Linked DNA regions of Homo sapiens: all the other regions are linked to region 2. Evidence: read pairs that join two places in POLR2A ChIA-PET (ENCODE). Cell type or tissue: GM12878. All regions are shown on one strand. Each heading gives the region's core, and the rest is flanking DNA. Links, peaks and the distances in the headings are about the cores only. Region 1 overlaps DUSP13A (dual specificity phosphatase 13A). Region 2 overlaps ADK (adenosine kinase). Region 3 overlaps KAT6B (lysine acetyltransferase 6B). Region 4 overlaps ADK (adenosine kinase).

Region 1 (4,008 bases), core at 584-3,083, 430 kb after region 2:
CGAGACAGGCAAGGAGTTGTAGAGGAAGCAGAGGTGGAGGCAGGCCCTGCTGGGTGGGGAGCCACCGTGGAGGCCTGGCCTTAGCTCACTGATGAGAATTAGCTAAGCCTGGAAAGTTTTCTCTGTGGCACTGTACCTGGGGTCCAGACCTAGGGGGAAGGGGATGTGGAGGTTCAGGAGGGTCCAGGCTGGCTGTGCAGATGCCTCAGTGAGATTTAGGGGAGCCCCCACAGGCTTTCAGCTGAGGCAGGGCAGGTTGGCCCCAAGACCAGGTAGGAAAGTCTCCCCTCTTCCATTTTATGCTTTCCACACCCTCGCATCCTAGTCCTTCTCTTCTCTTTGGGGTCTGAAGGATCCAGGTGGGGTGGGGGATATGGGTTGGGGGTCCTACAGGAGAATTGCCTAGGCCAGGCCCTTGGGTGAGACCCTGGGTAGGTTAAGGGAACCCAGCAGTTTGGAGAGAGGGCCAGGCCCCCTTTAATCCTCACTTCCAGCCACACACAGCCCTGCCAACCAATCCTGGAAGAATCCAATCCTATGTCTGCAGCCTAGGCCCTCACCTGGCCTCTTCCGGCCAACCACATCCAGCTTTGCCCCCTGAGGCCTCACCTGGCCCCTCAGCTCTGGCCGGCACCCCGCAGTTGCTGGTCCAGCCTGCAGAGCTGGTGCAGGAAGCCTCGGTTGGGGAAGACCCATCGGTGCTGCCTCACGGTGATCACCGCCTGGCGCAGGGACAGCCGCTGGTGCAGCATGAGGTAGGCCAGGACCAGCGTGGCAGAGCGGCTCACGCCCACCACACAGTGCACCAGGACCTTGGCTGAGGAAGACATCCTGGTGAAAAACCCTGTCCCACACACCGGCCCACCCACGGGCTGGGATGGGGACCCAAGTTCCTTTCCTGACCCTGCCTTGGGTGCACTCTGTGATCCTGAGCAAGTCACTCAGCCTTTATGGACCTCAGTTTCCTGATCGGTAAAATGGGTAGATCAACACCTGTTCTGCCTACCCTTGGGATAGGGTCCGAATTTCTTTTTTCTTTTCTTTCTTTTCTTTTTTTTTTTTTTTTTTTTAGTAGAGACAAAGTCTCACTATGTTGCCCAGGCTGGTCTTGAACTCCTGAACTTAAGTGATTCTCCCACCTTGGCCTCCCAAAGTGTTGGGATTACAGGCGTGAGACACCGCTCCTGGCCTCCAAACCTTTTTAACACTTCAAGAGCTGGCCCCTGTCGCCTCATCTCAGATTGTCCCTCCCCCACCTTCAGCTCGAGAAACATGGAGGAACTTGCAGTTCCTTGAGGCTGCCATGGTTTCTGACCTCCAGCCTTACCACATGCTATTCCAAATACCTGCAAATTGTTTCCCCTGGTCTCGGTCTGACTAACTTCCACTACTCATCCACCAGGTTTTGGCTGAGACACGGCTTCCTCCACAGGCTTTCTTGACCGCTCAAAGTATTGCTTGAATCACAAAGCAGCTCATCTTTTTTGCATATTACCCATGGATACCTTTGTAGAGGGAAGTCCCCCCACCTTCCCGATCCTCTGGGCTTAGCACCCCCGCCGTGTGCTCCCAGAGCCCTCCACACTGGCCCACTCTTATGAGTAGCTCTCACTATACTATTCGCAATTTGGCTGTCTTTCCACCAGTTCCAAGAGGGCAGGGATCCTGCTTCTTAAAGTCTGGATTCCCAGTATTTAGCTCAGTGCCAGGCACGTAGTGGATACTCAGTAAATAGCTGGTGAATGAATGGATAAATAGCAAAAGAATGTCAAAGTGTGTTGGATACTAAAAAGTCATGTGAGCTGTAATCTTGTCATTCCTGTCACATAGATGAGGAAACTGAAGTCCAGAAAGGGACACTGGCTTGCCCAGGGTCACACAGTGAGGGACACAGCTGTCTTCTAGGATGGACACAAAGCCAGGACACCAGCCTCCCTGGGCTCCTATGCTGTATCCTGAGTATTTGAAGATATATTTCTTTTCTAGTTAAAAGTACTTTGGGGGCCGGGTGCGGTGGCTCATGCCTATAATCCCAGCACTTTGGGAGGCCGAGGCAGACAGATCACTTGAGGTTAGGAGTTCGAGACCAGCCTCGCCAACATGGTGAAACCCTGTCTCTGCTAAAATACAAAAATTAGCCGGGTATGGTGGCGGATGCCTGTAGTCCCAGCTACTTGGGAGGCTGAGACACGAAAATTGCTTGAAGCCCAGAGGCAGAGGTTGAACCCAGGAGGCGGAGGAGCAGAGATCGCGCCACTGCACTCCAGCTTGGGTAGCACTGAGACTCTGTCTCAGAAAAAAAAAAAAAAGGAGAAAAAAAGTACTTTGGGGCAGACATCTAGGTACCAAATGGTGCTTTCCCAAAGTTGAGTGTTGCAGAGAAAGAGCTGTTCTGCTGTTTGGGAGAAATGGCTTTCAGCCTCAGGGTTGCTCCTAACTCATGGCATGACCTTGTATTCCAGGCCTCAGTTTCCCCATCTGGGAAGGAATCGGGTTCGACAAAATGCTGGAGCACTAAGCAGAGGACTTTTTTTTGGCGGGGGGGGATGGAGTTTCGCCCTTTTGCCCAGGCTAGAGTGAAGTGGCATGATCTCGGCTCACTGCAACCTCCGCCCCCCATGTTCAAGCAATTCTCCTGCCTCAGCCTCCAGAGTAGCTGAGATTATAGGTGGGTGCCACCATGCCCGGCTAATATTTGTATTTTTAGTAGAGACGAGGTTTCACCGTGTTGGCCAGGCTGGTCTTGAACTCCTGACCTCAGGCGATCCACCCACCTCGGCCTCCCAAAGTGCTAGGATTACAAGCATGAGCCACCACACACGGCCTAAGCAGAGGATTTTTAAAAAGCAGGGATGGGAGGGCACTGATGACTGAGAGGAAATGAGGCATCCTCCCCATGAATGAGCAAGATGGGATATGGGCTTGGACCCCAAGTCCTACCCCCAGGCGTGTTGAGGGCACGGTGGATGAAGTCAGCCGCAGAGGAGAAGTAGGCACTGATGTCAAAATCAGGGAGGTCGTGGGCTGGCACCCCCAGGTAGCTCACACTGCTGCCGTAGAAGTCAGGGCCGCCCTGACAGTAGAGGCCCTTGTGGGCGGCGTTCAGCACGTGGGTGATGCCCAGCTTCCACAGCTCAAAGCGGTTGTTTGCCGTGGCCCTGGGGAGGGCAGGAAGGGCACTTGATGCCGGCCAAGCCATGGGACCAGGAGGGAGGCTGTGCCTGGCCCCCTGCTGCAGAGGGACCGAGCCATTAGGGTCCAAAGAGAGTCCAACCCCAGCAAGCTCCAAGTGGGGTCTGACTCCACAGCCCTATACCCAGAGCCCCGCACTTTCTGGTGGCTGAGCCGGCGGTGTGTGTGTCGGGGGATCTTTAGACCCTCTTTGCTTCCTCAATGCATCTGTCCCTGCCTTGGCCAGGACAGGAAGGAAGGGATTGCTTCAGCCCTGGAACCTGGCTGCCCCTCCCTTCTTGCCCCATGTCCTCCCACGCATATCCGTCCTCTACTGGCTACCACCTCATACCTGCTTCTAACCTACAAATGTTTAGAGGCAACACCTTCTCTGATTCACCTTCAGTCAGGCTTCTCCACCGTCTGTATCCAGAGGAGGGAGGCTGGGCCCAGAAACAGGGGGCTCTCTGTCTACCTTATCTCATGCCCCAAATACTATTTCCTGGGCCTCTGCCTCTACACTTGACAGTTGTCCTGGAAATGTTTCCTGGAACTCCTGGGAGACTCCCTGCTTTCAGGCAGGCGAAGTCCCTGCTCTCCCTGGTGGCCATACCTGGTCACTGCACTGACCTCAGCACCCCCGGGGGTCCTGGAGAAGGTCCCTGGCCTGGGATGGTCAGAGCAGAGCTATTTCTCCTTGTTTCCACCCTCCTGTGTCTGGTAAAGCGACCAAGAACTGCCTCTCCACGTCCCCACCCCCATGCCCCTTGGCCAGCTACCACTCACGCATCTCCTATGAAAAGGTTGGGCCAAACTTCGTCCACACGGCTGCAAGAA
Region 2 (4,008 bases), core at 479-2,978:
TCTTGCTCTGTCGCCCAGGCTGGAGTGCAGTGACAGAATCTCGGCTCACTACAACCTCTGCCTTTCAGGTTCAAGTGATTCTCCTGCCTCAGCCTCCCAAATAGCTAGAATTACAGGCATCCGCCATCACGCCTGGCTAATTTTTGTATTTTTAGTAGAGATGGAGTTTTGCCATGTTGGCCAGGCTGGTCTCGAACTCCTGACCTCAGGTGATCCACCTGCCTCAGCCTCCCAAAGTGCTGGATTTACAGGTATGAGCCACTGCACCTGGCCAGAATATTTTATTTGGAATGATAATAAAGTAACTGTGCTGACTCATAATACTTTTTTTGGAGGGGGAGATGGGGTCTCACTCTGTCACCTAGGCTGGAGTGCAACAGCACAATCATAGCTCACTGCAGCCTCAAACTCCTGGGCTCAAGCCATCCTCCCACCTCAGTCTCCCGAGTAGCTGGGACTACAGGGTTTTTAAAAAATGTTTTTGTAGAGACAGAGTCTCACTCTGTTACCCAGTCTGGTCTTAAACTCTTGGCCTCAAGCAGTCCTCCTGCCTAGGACTCCCAAAGTGCTGGATTACAATTGATTAAAATGACAATTCATTTGGGATTACAGACATGAGCCACCACCCCCAGCCAGAATACTCTTTATTTTAAAAATCCTCACAACAGCTTCAGCAGAGAAAATGTATTACCCTTAAAAATATTACCTATAATATGCAAATGACTCTGAAAACCACTCAGCAATCACAATGCAAATAATTCTCCTATTTCCCATCTAATAAAAAGGAACACTAATTACATTCTCTAGGCTGGGAGCAGTGGCTCACACCTGTAATCCCAGCACTTTGGGAGGCCAAGGCAGGTGGACAGCTTGAGCTCGGCAGTTCAAGACCAGCCTGGACAACGTGGCAAAACCCCATTTCTACCAAAAATAAAAAAATTAGCTGGGCATGGTGGCATAAGCCTGTGGTTCCAGCTACTCCGGAGGCTGAGGTGGGAGGATTGCTGGAGCCTGGGAGGTCGAAGCTGCAGTGAGCTGTGATTGCACCCCTGCACTCCAGGCTGGGTGACAGAGCAAGACCCTGTCTCAAAAACAAACAAAAAACAATTTCATTCTCTAATTCATGTTTAGAAAAGAACATTGGTTTACAAAAAATTTTTAAAGAGTTTTTTCAGAACAAGGATGCCACTTCCTCTTCATGTGGCACCTATCTATACTTCTGAGAACCATGAAGACTCTCTAATTATCTTCATATTTTCTATCCTCACCTTGTTTCTTTGGTCCCAAACATTTATAGCTTCCTTCCCCATTCTTCTTAATTGCTGCTTCATTGTGCTATGCATAGAAGTGGTGCAGAATTCTTGGGATTTGTTTTTTCTACACTACCCCCTTCCTTTGCTCTCCATCTCAGAAGACTAGAAGACAACTTGGTAAGTGTTGAATATATTGTTTCTCAGACTTCTTCACTCAAAAACCAAAACCTTCATATGACCCACATCTGCTGAGGATTTACTTGATGGTGACCAAGATGACAGCTGCCCACTGCTAAACAACCCAATGTCAACAACTCTTTTTCTTGTCTTTCTGCTCTAATGGGACATCTTCTCTGTTTTATTTCTTGAACAGAAATTTTTCTTAAAACCATCAAATGAACAGTGAAATTGGCTTGGTCATTAGGAATATGAAACAGACCAGGCATGGTGGCTCACACCTGTAATCCCAACACTTTGGGAGGCAGAGGCAGGAGGATCACATGAGGCCGGGATTTCAAGACCAGCCTGCACAGCACAGTGAGACCCCAGTCTCTACAAAAAAAAAAAAAAAAAAAAAAAAAAATAGCCAGGCAGGGTGGCATGTGCCTGTAGTCCCAACTACTCAAGAAGCTGAGGTGGGAGGATAGCTTGAGCCCAAAAGGTTGAGGCTGCAGTGAGCTGAGGTCACGCCACTGCACTACAGTCTGGGCAACAGGGGGAGACCCTGTCTCTACAAAAAAAAAAAAAAAAAGGATATGAAACATTCACCACAGATAGTAGTTCAGGTTCATGCAACAGAAAGCAAGAGAGAGCTATACCCTTGCACAGTGATAGGATGCTTTATTACATGCCACACTAGTGTTATACATCCAGAGTCTTAGTCAAGCTGAAGCTAGACCAGCACCAAATTTCATAAACACTGTCTATGATTATTTGAGCCTTCGTTAGTTAAAAAAATGTAAAGATTATCCTCTCCAGCCATGATTTAAAAAAAGAGAGAGAGAAATCACTTTGTTCATGTGAAATACAGGATGATTTTAGAGTGAAGCCTGTAATTTCTCATCAACGCAAATGTTCCCTCAAAGACCTAATATCCTGAATGGCCTTCATCTAGAAGCAATTGTAAATAGATAATGGAATTGAAAGGAGTTTATCTTCTGGGAATGTGGATAAGACACAGACAGTCTGAACCATGTAGGCTATCAGACTCCAAAGCTCAGATGTGAAACTTAGGTTTCTTATATTTGATGATTATTGAGAAATATTTATTCTAAGAAAATGATGTTGATATGGAAATTTTTATTTAGTTGCAGAGGTCCACAGGAAATGTAGTAAGTAAAATTTCTGAAGTTCATTTTCTTAAACAGAATTGTGACATAACAAAATATATGTGTGTTAGTTCCCTGACCTAGAATATTGGTGAGCCAATTGGAAGTAATTTGAATCCTAAAATTCTCTCAGCTGCTATTAAATGAATCTGGTCAATTTTACCTGTCTGATACATCCAACATGTATCAGTTAGCTTTTACTGCATAACTAACCACTTTCAAAACCTAGTTACCTAAAATAACAACTCATTTATTTAGCTCCACAAATCTGTGGGTTGACAGCTGGGCCTGTGCTTACCTGGACAGTTCCTCTGGCCTTAGAGTGTTGAGAGATTAAGTAATTTGCCCAAGGTCATATTGAAAGCTAAGATTCAAACTCAAAATTTGGCCTCAAAGTTCTTAGCCCTAGCCATTTTGCTATACTCCCTTTTATTACTACAACATCTTAGCTTCCTCTCTAAAGGAGGAGAAATAGCCAAAGTGGTTTTATAAACACTGGTCTGTCGACTGGTACCAGTCTATGACATAAGAGTTTTCATCAGTCAGTATCAAAATGTAAAAAGGCAGGGGCAAGAAAGTAAATTTCCATAAAACTAAATGTATTCAGTTTTAAATCTTGCCCTTCCTACTTTGAGGGAGTTCAGTTTTCTTTCTTTATGAATAATGTTGGTAATAGTGGATTTTTTAAAAATGTTCTTATCTAGCAGAATTAAAGTTTGCCAGCTCTGTGTTTATCCCTAAAATCTTTTGGGCAAGTTTCAATGTTCTGTGAAATCCCAAAGTCTGGGATTCACTGATCAACCATATTTTTTCATAAATTCTACAAAATTATTTGGCCTTTTTTTTTTAATGCCAGTAAAAAATTACTGATGACGTGAATGCCATTCATGTTGGGCTTTTCTAATATCTGGCCCACTTCTTCATATAAAGAAGATGAGTATAGGCCAGGCGCAGGGGCTCACACCTGTAATCCCAGCACTTTGGGAGGCTGAGACAGGTGGATCACTTGAGGTCAGGAGTTCGAGACCAGCCTGACCAACATGATGAAACCCTATCTCTACTAAAATACAAAAATTAGCAAGGTGTGGTGGTGGGTGCCTATAATCCCAGCTACTCAGGCTGAGGCTGGAGAATCGCTTGAACCCAGGAGGCGGAGGTTGCAGTGAGCTGGGATGGCACCACCACACTCTAGCCTGGGCGACACAGCAAGACTCCATCCCAAAAAACAAAATAAAAAGTAAAGAAGACAAGTATAGAACTGTAAGTTCTATACTTACTGTAAACAGATGAGTACAGGCCGGGCACGGTGGCTCACGCCTGTAATCCCAGCACTTTGGGAGGCCAAGACGGGCAGATCACGAGGTCAGGAGATCGAGACCATCCTGGCTAACAAGGTGAAACCCCGTCTCTACTAAAAATACAAAAAA
Region 3 (4,008 bases), core at 560-3,059, 290 kb after region 2:
GGCAACTATGGGTCACAGATATGCTTTGTTGGTACAATATTTTTACAAGTTTGAATCTGAGTCCTCTGGGTGGTGCGTGTGTGCTCCAGTTTGCCACAATCTCACTACTCCCTGCTGTCTTACGTTCCAATTTGCTTCAGTCACATACATTATACAATCTAGGTCCTTCCTGGAGGTATTTGATTTTCCAACCCTCTATATAAATGAACTCTAATTTATTTAACCAGTCCCTTAGGGTGGATATTACAAATGTTTCCAATTTTTTCCATCCACAATTATTTCCTTGAAATAAATTCCTAGAGGAGGAACTGTTGGATCAAAGGCTAGATACATGAAAGGCTGTATCAGTTTTCAGGCTGTCCAGCAGTATAGAAGGATACCTATTTTCCTGTATTGTGACCAGTACTCACCGTTACTATATCTCCTTGAGTCTAAGACACATTTTTTTAATGTTTTAATATTTTTGAAGTCAGATGCATCATACAGTATCTTAGATTTGATTAGAGTATTATTATTTTTAAAATTTTACCAGTTTGATAATAGAAATATGTCTGATTATTTCTTTTTAAGTAGTCAGATTGAACATTTCTTGTGTTTTATTCTTGGCTGTTTGTATATCATCTTTTCTAAAGTACCTCTTTTTATCCATTAATCATTTTTCTCTTGGGATTTTTACCTTTTTCTTCCTGATTTGCAGAAGCTCTTTTTTTGTGTGTAGTCATATTCATGAATCTTTTTATTTATGGCTTCAGTTTTAAATGTCAGTCATGCTTAGATTATATAAATATCCACATATCTTTCCTGGTACTTATAACATTTTATTTTTTCATATTACAATATTCATCTGTCTAGAATTTATTCTTGTAAAGGATAGGAAATAATTCCTCTTCCAGATAGATAGCTATTTGTTCTATCATGCTTATTGAATCATTTCATCCTTTCTCCACTGATTTAAAATATGACCTTTTGATATGCTAAACTTTTCTGTAGGCTTTGGTTGTTCTGGTCTTTCCATTCTTATCCATTGACCTATTTCTCTATGCTAGATGTATAGTTTGAATCATTGTAGTTCTGCAGTACTCAAAACTTTTATTTAAATTTTAAAATTATATTTTATACTGATAATTTTTTTTTAGTGTTGGAACTTTCCAGAAAGAGATGATAAGACAATTTTTTTTTCTTCTAGAAATTCCAAAAATGGACTGATTTGAAAATGTCTCCCTCAAATCAAAAGATATAATATCTGACAGGGGCGAGTTTTCATGTGTGTTTATGTGTTGGTGAGAGGCTTAATGACATGTTGGGAACAGCTTCATGGAAGGATTCTGAGAGAGGGGCCACCTCTGCCCTCACCACCTTCACTCCAGGGAAATTGACCTTAGTGATGGCTTCCTAAGGAAAATGACAAAGGGAATGACGCATTTTTTGGAGTAAAGTTCAGCATACAGGCATCCTTGAGCAGCTTATTACAGCTACAACTTATATTTAATATCTTCTCTTAAAATGAAACATTAAAATATTTTTCTCATATATATATTAATTCAGGGATGTGGATTTGCCAAGTCTGCAGACCAAAGAAAAAGGGAAGAAAACTACTTCATGAGAAAGCTGCACAAATAAAACGACGATATGCAAAACCCATTGGACGACCGAAAAATAAATTAAAGCAACGATTGTTGTAGGTTGAGATCTTATCAAAAGAAATCATTTATGTTTTGCTTTAAAATATAGGTGATTGTTATTCTCTCAGATTCCTTTAGGGGTTTTTTGGCATCATTTTTTCAAACTCAAGGGTTGAAAAATACTTTTCCTTTTGCATAAGCTGTGGAAATTTTTTGAAAATAACATTTTTAATTACCATTGGCATTTTGGGGTCTTCTGTTGGCAGTAGCTGTGATACTAAGTGACATTTTTCAAGCAGCAGGATGGAAGCAGAATGTAAGAATTGGAAACAGTCATTCAGCCTACTTTATTACTGGCTGAGCATTAGAGCTTAATTATGTAAATATTTTCATAGGAATTTTAAAACGAGAGGGATTTGTCCATGTCTATAGCAAATCTCTTTTGTCACTCCAGATAACATTTTAGAAAAATACCTCTCTCTTCTGATAGTAATGTAGCATTACCACTTTTTAAGATCTCTTTTATGAAATAGGAGCTTCTGAAAAACCTGCAGATGACCACTTACCTCTGAAGAGTTAGACAGAACTATTTGACAACTGCACTAGTGCAGACATATATATAAAATAATATATTCGCAGTGGCCTGGAAATCTACTATGATAACCCCATTTTCACTATCTTGTTGCTGTATAATTGCCATTAAAGCCCAGTAGAGCATTTAGCAGGAGTTAGTTGGAAAAGCAGAGAAAAGATAAGAGGTGAAATGAATTTATTTTAACCTGTGTAGAGTATAGATTTGACTATCAGCATTAAGGTGTTTACGAATGGGATCAGTAGACTTGCACATCTATAGCAGTTCTACCAACAGACTACCACCATCTTTTCAGGCTTAGTGAAAGGGTCATTGTGATGGAGAAAGAATACATGCTCTGCACACACCTTGAACAGACTCCAAGAATCTCACTCCCTTGCTTACTCCTTTTCCCCTAATTTTATCTGAAGCTGCTCTCACTATCTTATTTGCTCTCAGAAAAATAGTATTCTCCCGCACCTTTATCTCCTAAGAAGAAGTAAGAAATGCAGGCTCCTTTCTAGAGTTTTCTATGAAACTTTGCAAAAACCCTTTAACCAGTAGACATTTTCAATAGATTTTGAAAAAATTTCTAGAGGCAAACATGAAACATTTATGAATAAAATCTTTCATGGTAGTATCATTTGAAGTAGAAATTATATGTTTTTGCATTCATCCTGTGTAAGCATTGTTCCCAACATGGGTCCATATCCTCAGGGCCCAATTAAAAAAACCAAATTAGGATATAAACTTTCTAAACAGAGGACACAGCTGAAAATTGCATCTGGCACCAATCCTAACTTTTTGTTTGTCCAAAATTGTCCTTTGAGCTTAGGAATTTTTAAGACAGTCTAGGGAGTTTTCCTTTTTACATGCTTTATAAGCATATTATCCTTTCTGGGCAATCGATTCCAGATACAATCCAAATGCAGCTTTCTGATGTGAAACATTTTTGCCTGGATGAGTTCCTTGTTGGTAACTCTCACTGTGTCTCTAGTGACACTAGAGATCTCTAGCGTTCACCTGACTTGGCTGAATTGGTGGTGCCAGGCAGAGTCCCTGGCAGTAGAGCCACCTCAGATGAGCCTGGTAGCTGCACCTACCTCCCCTTCAACTAACAGCTGAAATCTGGTCATTAAATCTTTGTATACAAGATGATCACTAAAATATACTCTTGTATTTGTAATTACTTAAGATATTTTTATAATTCAGTATTGTATCTTTTTAAGGCTTTCATTTTGTCATTATTCACCTTTAGCTAAATTGATCATTTTGAAAGTACATTCTTGGGCCCCAGCATTGTCATAATTCATCTGCAAATGTTTCTCTATTGTATAAAACTCTGCTACAAAATGGGTAGCTTCGCAAACCCTAGCCTGAGGTGAAGACAGTCGGCCGCTGTTCATGTAAGCAGCTGTGTTAGCGAGTGACCTCTAGTTTCTAGAACTACTCAACAGTATGGGCAGAACCAGGGTACAAAGATTCTGACGCCAAGTGTCTGATAATGACCATGGTAAATGTGCCGCTTCTTCACCAGACTCTCCATGTCATGTCTGACCCGCTGTAGCTTTTCTTTAATCATTTCTTCAGTTTTTTGCTATTGTTGTCCTTTTTTCAGCAATATTTTATGCTGTAGTTAATTGTCTTCTCTCCTAAGAGAGTATTATTGGTTATCTTACCATCCTAAGCACAAACTGCTGAGAGGAAGAGGATGTCTTTTTATGTTTTCTTAAAAAAAAGTACAAATTTATAGCCATATCCAAACTCTATTTATATAAGTTTGCAAATTGAATTAAAAATTACTTTTAACTAGAG
Region 4 (4,008 bases), core at 1,032-3,531, 240 kb before region 2:
CCGTGTTAGCCAGAGTGGTCTCGAACTCCTGACCTCGTGATCCCTCCGCCTCAGCCTCCCAAAGTACTGGGATTACAGGCATGAGCCACTGCCCCCGGCCTTGCCTCTCTTAATAACCATATTACCTCTGGCAACCAGCATAGTGCCTGGTATTTATTGTGCTCAGTATGCATCTGTTGAATATTATTATTTTGTATACTCTATAGTGATGAGCATGTTGTAAGCAACCCGATATGTATAAATTCATTGATGGTGTTCTCTCTCTAAATTTTCTTTATTGTTTTCATGGTGGGTTCATTTCCTCCTTTACCCCCTCTTTTTAGGTTGTATAATCATTAGTTTTATTTTCATCTCTGATTTTATATGGACATGTTTCAATGCATACAGACAGTTAATATTCTTTTCCTCCTAATTATCTATTATATATATCATCTTCAGTATCATCACCATTCAAAAAACTCTTTTATATGTTCTAGATAATGTGGCCTATTTTTTACGTTAGACTACCTGATAAGGTGTCAACTGAATTGGCTGCCTTTATCTACATTCTGAACCAAAATTTAATTCTAGAGTTTGTAGTCAGCGTTTTTCCAAATGTGTAAAACTGTAATCCTTCATAAAATGTCATATGTAAAAGAGTAAGCAATTCTGTGTGTACTAAAAGGTGAGAAAGTTATTACTTTAGCTTTCACTGGGAAGACTTAAAGTTTATCAAAAAGGATTATAGAAAGAACAGATTTATAGCAACTGTCTGATATATGACCAGAACCCTTATGTTCCACTGAAAGAGACTTGCCCTAGGCTTTCTAGAGCATAATGCCCTTAGCAAGTAGCTTTCAACATCTTTTTCAGGAAGCAATATTTTCCTTCAGTAAAAGGGTCACTGTACTGTTTTTCTTTTTCCTTCCCTGTCTTATCTTTTGAGTTCAGGAAGTACTTTAAATTTACAGGCAGCTTTGAAGACATGAAGCAAGTTCAGCCCCAGAAGTATTTCCTGTTATGGCATTAATCTAATTCCATGAAAGTAGAACTGATTTTTCATCTGTAAAGTAGATAAAGTGCCTAGAGCAGCCGACCATTATTCTGGGTTATCATGATAAAGAGGCTTAGTTTTGACACAAAAGAGTTTATCAGCCTACCCAGTGGAAGATTTCATCCTTTTTGTTGAAAGATATATTAATGGATTATAATCTGTCTTGGCTTCCAAAAGAAAGTTCACCTTTATATTGAAAATGATTAGTTAAATCAGCAAATATTTTCCTGAATATACATTTTATAATATACGATAAATCAAGCAAACATTCTAGGGATATCACATATAATTAAATATCTAATGTTAAATCATTTTATGTTATTTTAATGTTTAAATTATTGTCTCAATTTGAAATAATCACAGATTTTCCTTATAAACCAACTTGGTTTAATTTTAACATATAGACTAACATAATTTCTAGTAGGCATATATGCTTCATTTTAGAAGCCCCTGTTATTAGGTTATATAATTTCTCCTTACAACTTATAATGTAGAAATAGTTTTCTTATAATAAGGTATTTCTCTTAATAGTTAATAATTAAACTTAGTTGATTATTTTAAGTATATAGTACATACAAATAATATATAATTCAAAAGCTATAATATATTTTTCCTATCCCTATTTCCTGGTTCCTCTCTAAGCTAAGGCATTTAGACTAATCCTAGTGGCTTAGTATTGTTTAAATAATTTTTTATTTGAAAATTGATTCCATATTGGACATATTTACAATATTTCCTTGAATAATAATAGCTTACCACATAGTAATACATTACATATTTAGTTCTCTCAGTAGCCTTCTGAGTTAAATTCTGTTATCCATTTGAAAAATGCAGGAACTCAAGGTTAGAGAGGTTAAATAATTGGCTAAAATTCACCTGGCTGATAAGTGACAGATTTGGGCTGGAACTCAGGTCCTCTAATACCAGAGCCTATATTCATAGCCCATACTGTAGGATTATAGAAATAAGGTTATTCCCAGTTGTGCCTTTTATACTTGAAAAGAACAAAAGATTCCACTGAATGCTTATTTTACAATTAATAAATTAAGTTAGGCTTTATCATACCCTAATGAGATATCTTATTATTTGTTTAAAATAAATGATCTACCATTATGTTCATAAATAAAAATAAAGATATTGTTTTATTATAGATGTTAATGTTTTAAAACTTAGATCATCTAAACATGAAAAATCTCTGGCCTAGTCAAAGGCACACTGAGAACTAAACTTGGGATTGGAAAATTTGGAGTTTTCAAATGGCCCTACCAATTCAGCGCATAATTGTATATGCTTATCATTTTTCCAAAGAGGGTTGAATAGTATTCTTCCATTGTATATCTTAGGGAGGCATTATAAAGGTAATATGACATCAGATGTTAAACTTACTTATTTAACCAGCATTCATTGAGGCTGCCTACTATACGTATCCTGTGAAGCAATGTGACCAATACAAAGATGAAGAAAACATGGGTGCTGTCTTTAGTGAACTACCCATCTTCTAGGAAGAATAAGATCTATTGTAATATAAACAAGAGTGATGAGTCCTTAGTATATGTGAAGGTCTCCTCAGCTAAGTTCCAAAAAGTAACAAGCTAACTGTAATTTCACCACCTTAGTATTTTATGAACACCACCTTAGTTTTTATGAACTCAGGACCTTACCTCCACTTTATGAAAACACATATACACAAAGCAAGGAGTTTTAATAAGCACTTGAAAAGATGCTAATCTTAGCCATCAGACAGTGGCATAACCATGTGAGCTTTATCTTAACACCCACTAGGATGTCTATAATCAAGAAGACATAATACCAAGTGTTGACAAGGATGTGGAGAACTTGGAACCCTCATGCACCACTGGTGGAAATATTGGCAGTTCCTCAAAAGGCTAAACACAGAGTTACCATATGACCCAGCAATTCCACTTTTAGATATATACCAAAGAAAAATGAAAACCTGTGTTTACACAAAAATGTGTATATGAATGTTTATGGCAGCATTAATTATAATAGTCAAAAGGTAGAAATGACTGAAATGTTCATCAACTGCTGAATGGATAAATAAAATTAGATTGTTATTTTACATGAGACACAAAAATGAACTCAAAACAGATTAAAGATTTAAACATAAAACCTGAGACCTTAAAACTCAGAAGAAAACATATTAGAAAAGCTCCGTGACACTGGTCTTGCAATGACTTTTTATGTATGACACTAAAAGCACAGGCAGCAAAAGCAAAATTAAACAAAATTGTATCTATATCAAACCAAAAAGTTTCTGCACAGCAAAGGAGACAACAAAAGAAAAGGCAACTCACAGAATGGGAGAAAATATTTGTAAACCCCATATATGATAAAAGGTTAATTATCCAAAATATGTAAGGAACTCATACAACTCAATAGCAGAAAACCCGATTAAAAAATGAGCCCAGGACCTGAATAGACATTTTCCATAGAAGACATACAAATGACCCAGGTATATGAAAACATGTGCAGTGTCCCTAATCATCAAAGAAATACAAATCAAAAGACCACAGTGAAGCTGGGTTCAGTGGTGGTGGTGCGTACCTATAGTGCCAGCTACTTAGGAGACTGAGATAGGAGGATCAGTTGAGCCCAGGGGTTCAAGGCCAGCCTAGGCAACATAGGAAGACCCTATCTCTTTAAAAAAAGAAAAAAAAAATTACTCCCCCACCCCCACTTTCCTCTCCCTCACAATGAGATACTACCTTAAATTTGTGACTGTTATCAAAAAGTCAAAATCATGTGGAAAAAAGGGATCCCTTGTTAGCGGGAATGTAAATTGGCACAGAGATTATGAAAAACAATACGAAAGTTCCTTTAAAAACAGAACTACTATATAATCCAACAATCTCATTTTTGGATATAAATCTAAAGGAGATCGGCCGGGCATGGTGGCTCATGCCCGTAATCCCAGCACTGTGGAAGGCCGAAGTGGGCGGATCACTTGAGGACAG

Evidence for each region. Peaks named below come from ENCODE experiments on the same cell type or tissue, not always from the same donor. Only the 100,000 strongest peaks of a DNase experiment are listed, where the experiment ranks them.
Region 1: POLR2A ChIA-PET joins it to region 2 with 7 read pairs; 2 of 35 experiments call an interaction of 5 or more read pairs at or near these places.
Region 3: POLR2A ChIA-PET joins it to region 2 with 9 read pairs; 2 of 35 experiments call an interaction of 5 or more read pairs at or near these places.
Region 4: POLR2A ChIA-PET joins it to region 2 with 6 read pairs; 3 of 35 experiments call an interaction of 5 or more read pairs at or near these places.

Annotation. Positions count from the first base shown.
Region 1 is chr10:75,105,052-75,109,059 of GRCh38, forward strand. DUSP13A (dual specificity phosphatase 13A) reads right to left here. Exons shown (of 3, transcript NM_001007271.3): 1 at 3,958-4,008; 2 at 2,941-3,158; 3 at 618-817. The coding sequence ends at 618. It also overlaps a transcript of DUSP13B not described here and a transcript of SAMD8 not described here. Among named protein-coding and RNA genes, the nearest start is that of DUSP13A, 2.1 kb to the right of the region's middle. RefSeq lists enhancers at 1-80, 926-1,769, 1,491-1,540. In GM12878, for the core only: no CTCF peak of the experiment used is centred there; no DNase peak of the experiment used is centred there.
Region 2 is chr10:74,676,157-74,680,164 of GRCh38, forward strand. The region is part of intron 10 of ADK (adenosine kinase); the gene reads left to right. Among named protein-coding and RNA genes, the nearest start is that of KAT6B, 150 kb to the right of the region's middle. In GM12878, for the core only: no CTCF peak of the experiment used is centred there; a DNase peak (open chromatin) is centred at 2,035; H3K27ac peaks cover 1,537 bases.
Region 3 is chr10:74,970,962-74,974,969 of GRCh38, forward strand. It overlaps KAT6B (lysine acetyltransferase 6B), which reads left to right. Exons shown (of 18, transcript NM_012330.4): 7 at 1,546-1,678. Among named protein-coding and RNA genes, the nearest start is that of SNORD172, 49 kb to the right of the region's middle. In GM12878, for the core only: no CTCF peak of the experiment used is centred there; no DNase peak of the experiment used is centred there.
Region 4 is chr10:74,438,430-74,442,437 of GRCh38, forward strand. All of the region lies in intron 6 of ADK (adenosine kinase), which reads left to right. Among named protein-coding and RNA genes, the nearest start is that of ADK-AS1, 89 kb to the right of the region's middle. In GM12878, for the core only: no CTCF peak of the experiment used is centred there; no DNase peak of the experiment used is centred there.